2 separate regions of the Homo sapiens genome follow, and region 1 is linked to region 2. Evidence: chromatin loops called from intact Hi-C (ENCODE). Cell type or tissue: PC-9. All regions are shown on one strand. Each heading gives the region's core, and the rest is flanking DNA. Links, peaks and the distances in the headings are about the cores only.

Evidence for each region. Hi-C counts contacts between places; a loop is a spot of excess contacts. Peaks named below come from ENCODE experiments on the same cell type or tissue, not always from the same donor. Only the 100,000 strongest peaks of a DNase experiment are listed, where the experiment ranks them.
Region 1: it touches region 2 in a loop (7-fold over the local background); 65 of 110 quality-filtered maps call a loop at or near these places.

What each region holds. Positions count from the first base shown.
Region 1 is chr18:70,449,558-70,452,481 of GRCh38, reverse strand. No RefSeq gene overlaps it. Among named protein-coding and RNA genes, the nearest start is that of LINC01910, 66 kb to the right of the region's middle. In PC-9, for the core only: CTCF peaks have their summits at 1,495 and 1,695; no DNase peak of the experiment used is centred there.
Region 2 is chr18:70,194,178-70,197,101 of GRCh38, reverse strand. It overlaps RTTN (rotatin), which reads left to right. Exons shown (of 49, transcript NM_173630.4): 7 at 454-601. Among named protein-coding and RNA genes, the nearest start is that of RTTN, 10 kb to the left of the region's middle. RefSeq lists an enhancer at 2,704-2,753. In PC-9, for the core only: CTCF peaks have their summits at 869 and 1,075 (motif pointing left); a DNase peak (open chromatin) is centred at 1,081; H3K27ac peaks cover 1,019 bases.

The DNA of each region.
Region 1 (2,924 bases), core at 234-2,733, 260 kb before region 2:
AATTAAGAAGAAGGCTGGACAGCTGGGCTGAAGTTAAATTCACTAGAAACTCCACAGCGAGTTTAGACATGGGATATGGTTTGGCTGTGTCCCCACCAAAATCACACCTTGAATTGTAATCCCCGTAATCCCCAAGTGTCACAAGAGGGACCCTGTGGGAGGTAATTGAATCATGGGGGTGGTTTCCCCTAAGCTGTTTTCATGATAGTGAGTGAGATCTGATGGTTTTATAAGCACCTGGCATTTCCCCTGCTGGCACTCATCCTCTCTCCTGCAGCCCTGTGAACAGGTGCCTTCTGCCATGATTGTAAGTTTCCTGAGGTCTCCCCAGCCCCGCGGAATTTGAGTCAATTAAACCTCTTTTCTTTATAAATTACCCAGTCTCAGGTATTTCTTCCTAGCAGCATGAGAACGGACTAATACAACGTGATACAATGGAAAACGAGAAGACATTAAAATCGTTGAGTAAGGGAATAATTCACAAAACAAGGATGCTTAGGAAGGATGAACCCAGCAGGAAGGAGTAAAGCTGTGCTCCTCAAACCTTCCGTCGTGAAGGGCGAGTTTTCTTCCAATCCATCACTGACCAGTGCTGCTGTAATAGATGGTAGAAATAAATTTCTAGAACACGAAGTGGAAACAAGACCAACTACAAAAATACAAGCCAAAATTTGTATTCTTAGATCCAAACATACATAACATTGCTCTAATTGTCATAAACATTTTTGAACTCTTATCCCAATTTCTGCCTGATCATCACAGACCCACGAGGAGCCACTGGTCAGAAGACAATCCGTGGCAGAGGGCTTCTGAAGAGGAGAGGGCGAGCCTAGCAGGGAGGGCAGAGGAGGAGAGGAGCAGAAAAGGTGCCCAGGAGGCCACCGCCATCTTCAGGGAAGCAGAAGACAAAGGTGGTGAAATGCAGATGGCGGAGAGAGTCACACGTAAGGTATTTTGAAATGTAAATTGATGGTGAGGACAATGAGCTATAGCTAAATAAGGAGCAGCTGACCCCAAATAAAATGTGACGTTAATAAAATGGCGTTGTTTATAGAAATGGGAGGAACAGGAGAAAGGTGCCCCAAATGGAAGAAATAACCGCATACTTAGAGTGAATGCACCTGAAATACTGTATCTTCTGGACTTCGGGGTCTTACAACATCGGGTTGCATTTCCACCCCCGCCCCACAATTGATAGAGAACAAGACGTTACTTTGCTAAGTACTGCCTTTGTGACTAGAATTACAGACTGAAAATATCAACACTACTAAATTACAGTAAATTTTGTGGGCCAAAAATAAATACTGTCATGATAGGGAAAGTATTACAAGAAAAACTCTTGGCATATGTATTTTTACAACTCCCTAGGTAATTACGATGTGCACCTCAGCTGAAAAAGTCATTGCATCACTTTGATGAATATTAGGTAAGAGTAAAAAGGTAGAGTGGTCAAACGGATATAACTTATTTTAATGTACATATGTAAATTGATATACCAAAAAGATAACAATCTTTGTAAATTAGCAAGCTAAGAAATGCAAATAAGTCAATCCATACCTCTCTATGGATGTAAAAAATAAAACCCTCTTGCTTTAAAAAAAAAAAAAAAAAAAAAAAGTGAAGGATTCTCCTGGCCACAGGAGGTCAGTATTGCTTCAAAACAAAATTACCCTAAATCTCTGGGGGCATAATGGTCTTTTAAAAAATGGTTATATTTTCTTCTTAAAAAAAAAAGGTTAGTTTTTGATATGTCTGATTTCTAGGCTTTACTGAGTGACAGATGGTTACAGCATGTGAAAAAATATCAACTTGTTAAAAAATCAACTTGTTAAAAATATGTATTTCATGCAAAATTGAACTTGGAGCCTCCTCATTTAAAAGCAATCCTAGAAATTAAGAGAAGGGAGAAAATTATATATATGTCAGAGAGGATGCATGTGTTCAATTCAACACAGAGCTCAGTGCCAAGGAAAAATGAGAACCATGTCTTCAATTTCTCACTTTGTAACTGAAGAGGTCAGATACACACTCATGACATCTTTTGGTAAAAATACAAAAATGAAAAATAAATGCTGTGCTGTAGACAGTGATGGTAGAGAATAGTATTGACTGAATCGTTGCAATGTCCTCATTATAAGATTGAGAGAAATGAGAAGTAAAGACATGACAGAGGGAAGGAGAGTTGGATCACCATGAACATACGGGTGAAAAATTATAAGTAGCCTGTTGAGATCTTGTGGGGATGATTGGACCAGCATTTGGGGATGTTGTGTAAGACGGAATCACACACATTGCCCAAGTTCCAGCCTTATTTGAAACGTTCTGATATTCATTCATTCATTCATTGCTCTAGACAAAGTTTGGACAAAAGCAAACAAAGCCCAGCCATCATGGAGCTGTGTTAAGTGAGTAGACAAATTCCTGGATATGCAATTCTCTACCTTGTGATAAAGGCTCTGAAAGAACAGGGCAGAGTGATCAGAGAAGGCTTCTTCAAAGAAATGCCATTTAAGCTGAGACCTGAGGACGTTCAGGCCAAGAGATGGGGATCAGACTGCAGGTCTTGAAACCCCAAGGCCAGCGTGACTGATGCACAGTGAATTAGAGGGAGAGAGAATTCTGGGTCTCAAGGAGTTTCGATCTTATCCCAAATGCAATGGGAAACCACTGGATGAAACTGGAATCATGTGATCTAATTTACACACTTTTTAAGAAGTATTTTGGGCCAGGCACCGTGGCTCATGCCTATAATCCCAGCACTTTGGGAGGCCAAGGTGGGCAGAGCACATGAGGTCAGGAGTTCAAGACCAGCCTGGCCAACATGGTAAAACCCTGTCTCCACTAAAAATACAAAATTAGCTGGGTGTGGTGGCGGGCACCTGTAGTCCCAGCTACTCAGGAAGCTGAGGCAGGAGAGTCACTTG
Region 2 (2,924 bases), core at 113-2,612:
GGACTCCAGTGGGTGCCAACTGTTAATACCTAGGATCAAAGCTGGCAAATGATCGCAGAGGAAAGCTGTTAATTACTAAAATGTGGTTAAATGGTTTAGATGCTTGAGATGAAAAGGGCTTGCTGTGATTTTTAAAATGTTCTCTGTAATGTAATGTCCTGAGTGGGGAATAATTTCTGTCTTCTCTCAGAATGGTTACTCAACTAACAGATTTTAGAAATAGGAAACACTGACTATTCTATTTAAATGTTGTTGTCTTATTTTATTTTGACCCATCTCCTTGCTTTATGCCAAGTCATATTTGCCCATTTCAGTTTCTTATGTCTTACAAATATTTGGCAACTTATTTTCTCTTGATTATTCACTTAGGCTTACTTACTTAAGCTCCACATTCTGCTTTGAAGTTGAGCTCTTTGTTCCCTTAGTAATTTTCACGGCTCTTCTTGATTTCAGAGCCTTTTATCTCTGTTGAAACTGGCCTTTGGAGATGGAAAGCATCGCCTGGCATTACAGTCGGTGTCCTGCCTGCAGCAGCTGTGCATGTATTTAAGAAACAGACTTAACTTTCACCGAGATCCAGGTTTTTTCTCCAATAAACACGGTATTTATTTTTATCTGTTCATTAGCCACTGGTGTTATTTGTAGATTCTTCTGGGAACCTTCCATTATAGTTACTGTTAGGGTTTATTGTGTACGCATTTTCACAACATAAACTCCCCACTCCTAAATGTATTCAAATGATTATCTTTACAGATTGCGTGAATGACAGAAACTGCCATGATCTCTTGAGCCTTTTTTTTTTTTTCTGGATAAGAGATATTTACAAGGTGTTTTTCTTTTTTCTCCCAAACTTGCAGAGATTCTATATAGTGTTGTTGGGATGTAGTGACTCGGATATTTGGTATGGCTATTCATGTAGGACTTTGGACAATTTAGCAAGTTACATATAGTGTTAATACATTGTTTTGTTTGAAAAATATTGATTTGAATTTTATGAAGAGTATTTTTATGCAACTTGCAATGTAGTCAAGTGTTGCAGCAATGTGAGACTTCAGAGAAAAAGTGCCACCTAATGGCCAAATAGAGTACCAGCCTGGCTTCGACAAAACCAGTACCATTTAGGATTTTTGTGAGCTTAATGCAACCTGCATCGAAAGTCAAATATTATAGTCATTTGTCATCATGTTTCATAGTTAATCCCTATTTCATTGGGAGTTTCACTGATCCTGTGCTACTTGAATATTTATGCTTTACCTTGGTTTTATTCTAGATCTTAGAGGGTATGGCATTGTACAAATGACTGGTAATAGAGAACGTCTGGGTACCCCATACTTCAACAGAAAAAGAGTTACAATGTTGATTTAAAAAGTTGATATCTCTGAAGAATTGTTAATGTATTTAATAAGTATGTATTTATTACCTGTTTTATGCCCCTGATATTCTAGCCTCTAGGGAAGTATAACACTGAACAAACGAATAAGATCCAAGCCCTTATGAGCTTCTATTTTAAAAGGCTGGGCACAGGTGATAAACAATCAAGTTTGCTTGAGATAAGGAGAAGTACTTGAAGGAAATAAAAAGGGTGATGTGACAGAATGTGGTTGGGTAAACATAGCTTCATTTAGGATAGTCAGGGAAAGTCCCTCAGAAAGCTTCTATTTTAAAAGGCTGGGGACAGGTGATAAACAATCAAGTTTGCTTGAGATAAGGAGAAGTACTTGAAGGAAATAAAAAGGGTGATGTGACACAACGTGGTTGGGTAAACATAGCTTCATTTAGGATAGTCAGAGAAAGTCCCTCAGAGGAGGTGACCTGAAGGGTGACAAGGAATCGTCACTCGAAGAGCTGCAAGAAGAGTGTTCCAGGGAAGGCCAGGCCTCAAGGTTAGCACTGAGGGTGATGTCCTTGAGCAACTGAAATAAAGCCCATGAGAGTGGACTGCAGTGAGCTGGGCAGAAGAGGAGAATGAGGTGACATCAGAGAGGTAGTTAGGGGCCAGAGTATATTGGGGCTTGCAGATCTTTTTAAAGATTTTATATTTTCTTTGAAGTGTAGTGAGAAGCTCTTGGAGAGTTTTTTTTCCCCCTCTCTCTGACTGTAAATGCTTTTATTACCTAATTCTTTTTTTAAATTGGGGTAAAATAGGTATAATATAAAATATGCCATTATAAACATTTTTAAGTATACAATATAGTGACATTAATAACATTCACATTGTTGTGCAGCCATCACCACTATCTGTTTCTAAACCTCTTCATTATCTGAAACAGAAACTCTAATCATTAAGCAGTGATTCCTCATTTTTCCTTTCCCCAAAGCTGGTAAACTCTAATTTACTTTCTGTCTCTGATTTTGTCTATTCTAGGTACCTCATCTAAGAGGAATCATACAGTATTTGTCCTTTTGTGTCTGGTTTATTTGTAATGTTTTCAAGCTTCATCCACATTGTAGCTTGTATCAGAACTTCATTCCTTTATATGGCTGAATAATATTCCTTTGCATGTATATCCCACATTTTATTCATCTATGCATTTGTCGATGGACATGTGGGTTGTACCCACATTTGGCGGTTGTGAATAATGCTTCAGTGAACATTGGCATGCAAGTATCTGTGCAGTGCCTGGTTTCAATTCTTTTGGGTAATACCCAGTGAATAATAGTGAAATTGCTGCGTCATATGGAAATTCTATCTTTAGCTTTTTGAAGAATCACCAAACTATTTTCCACAGCAGCTGTACCATTTACATTTCTATCAGCAATATATAAAGCTTCCAGTTTTTCCACATCATCACTGACTTGTTCATTTTTTTCTTTTTTAAAAATAATCGTAGTCATCCTAGTAGATGTGAAGTGGTATCTCATGGTTTTGATTTGCATTTCTCTAAAGACCTAATAATTAATGACCAATGAATCTCTAATAACTT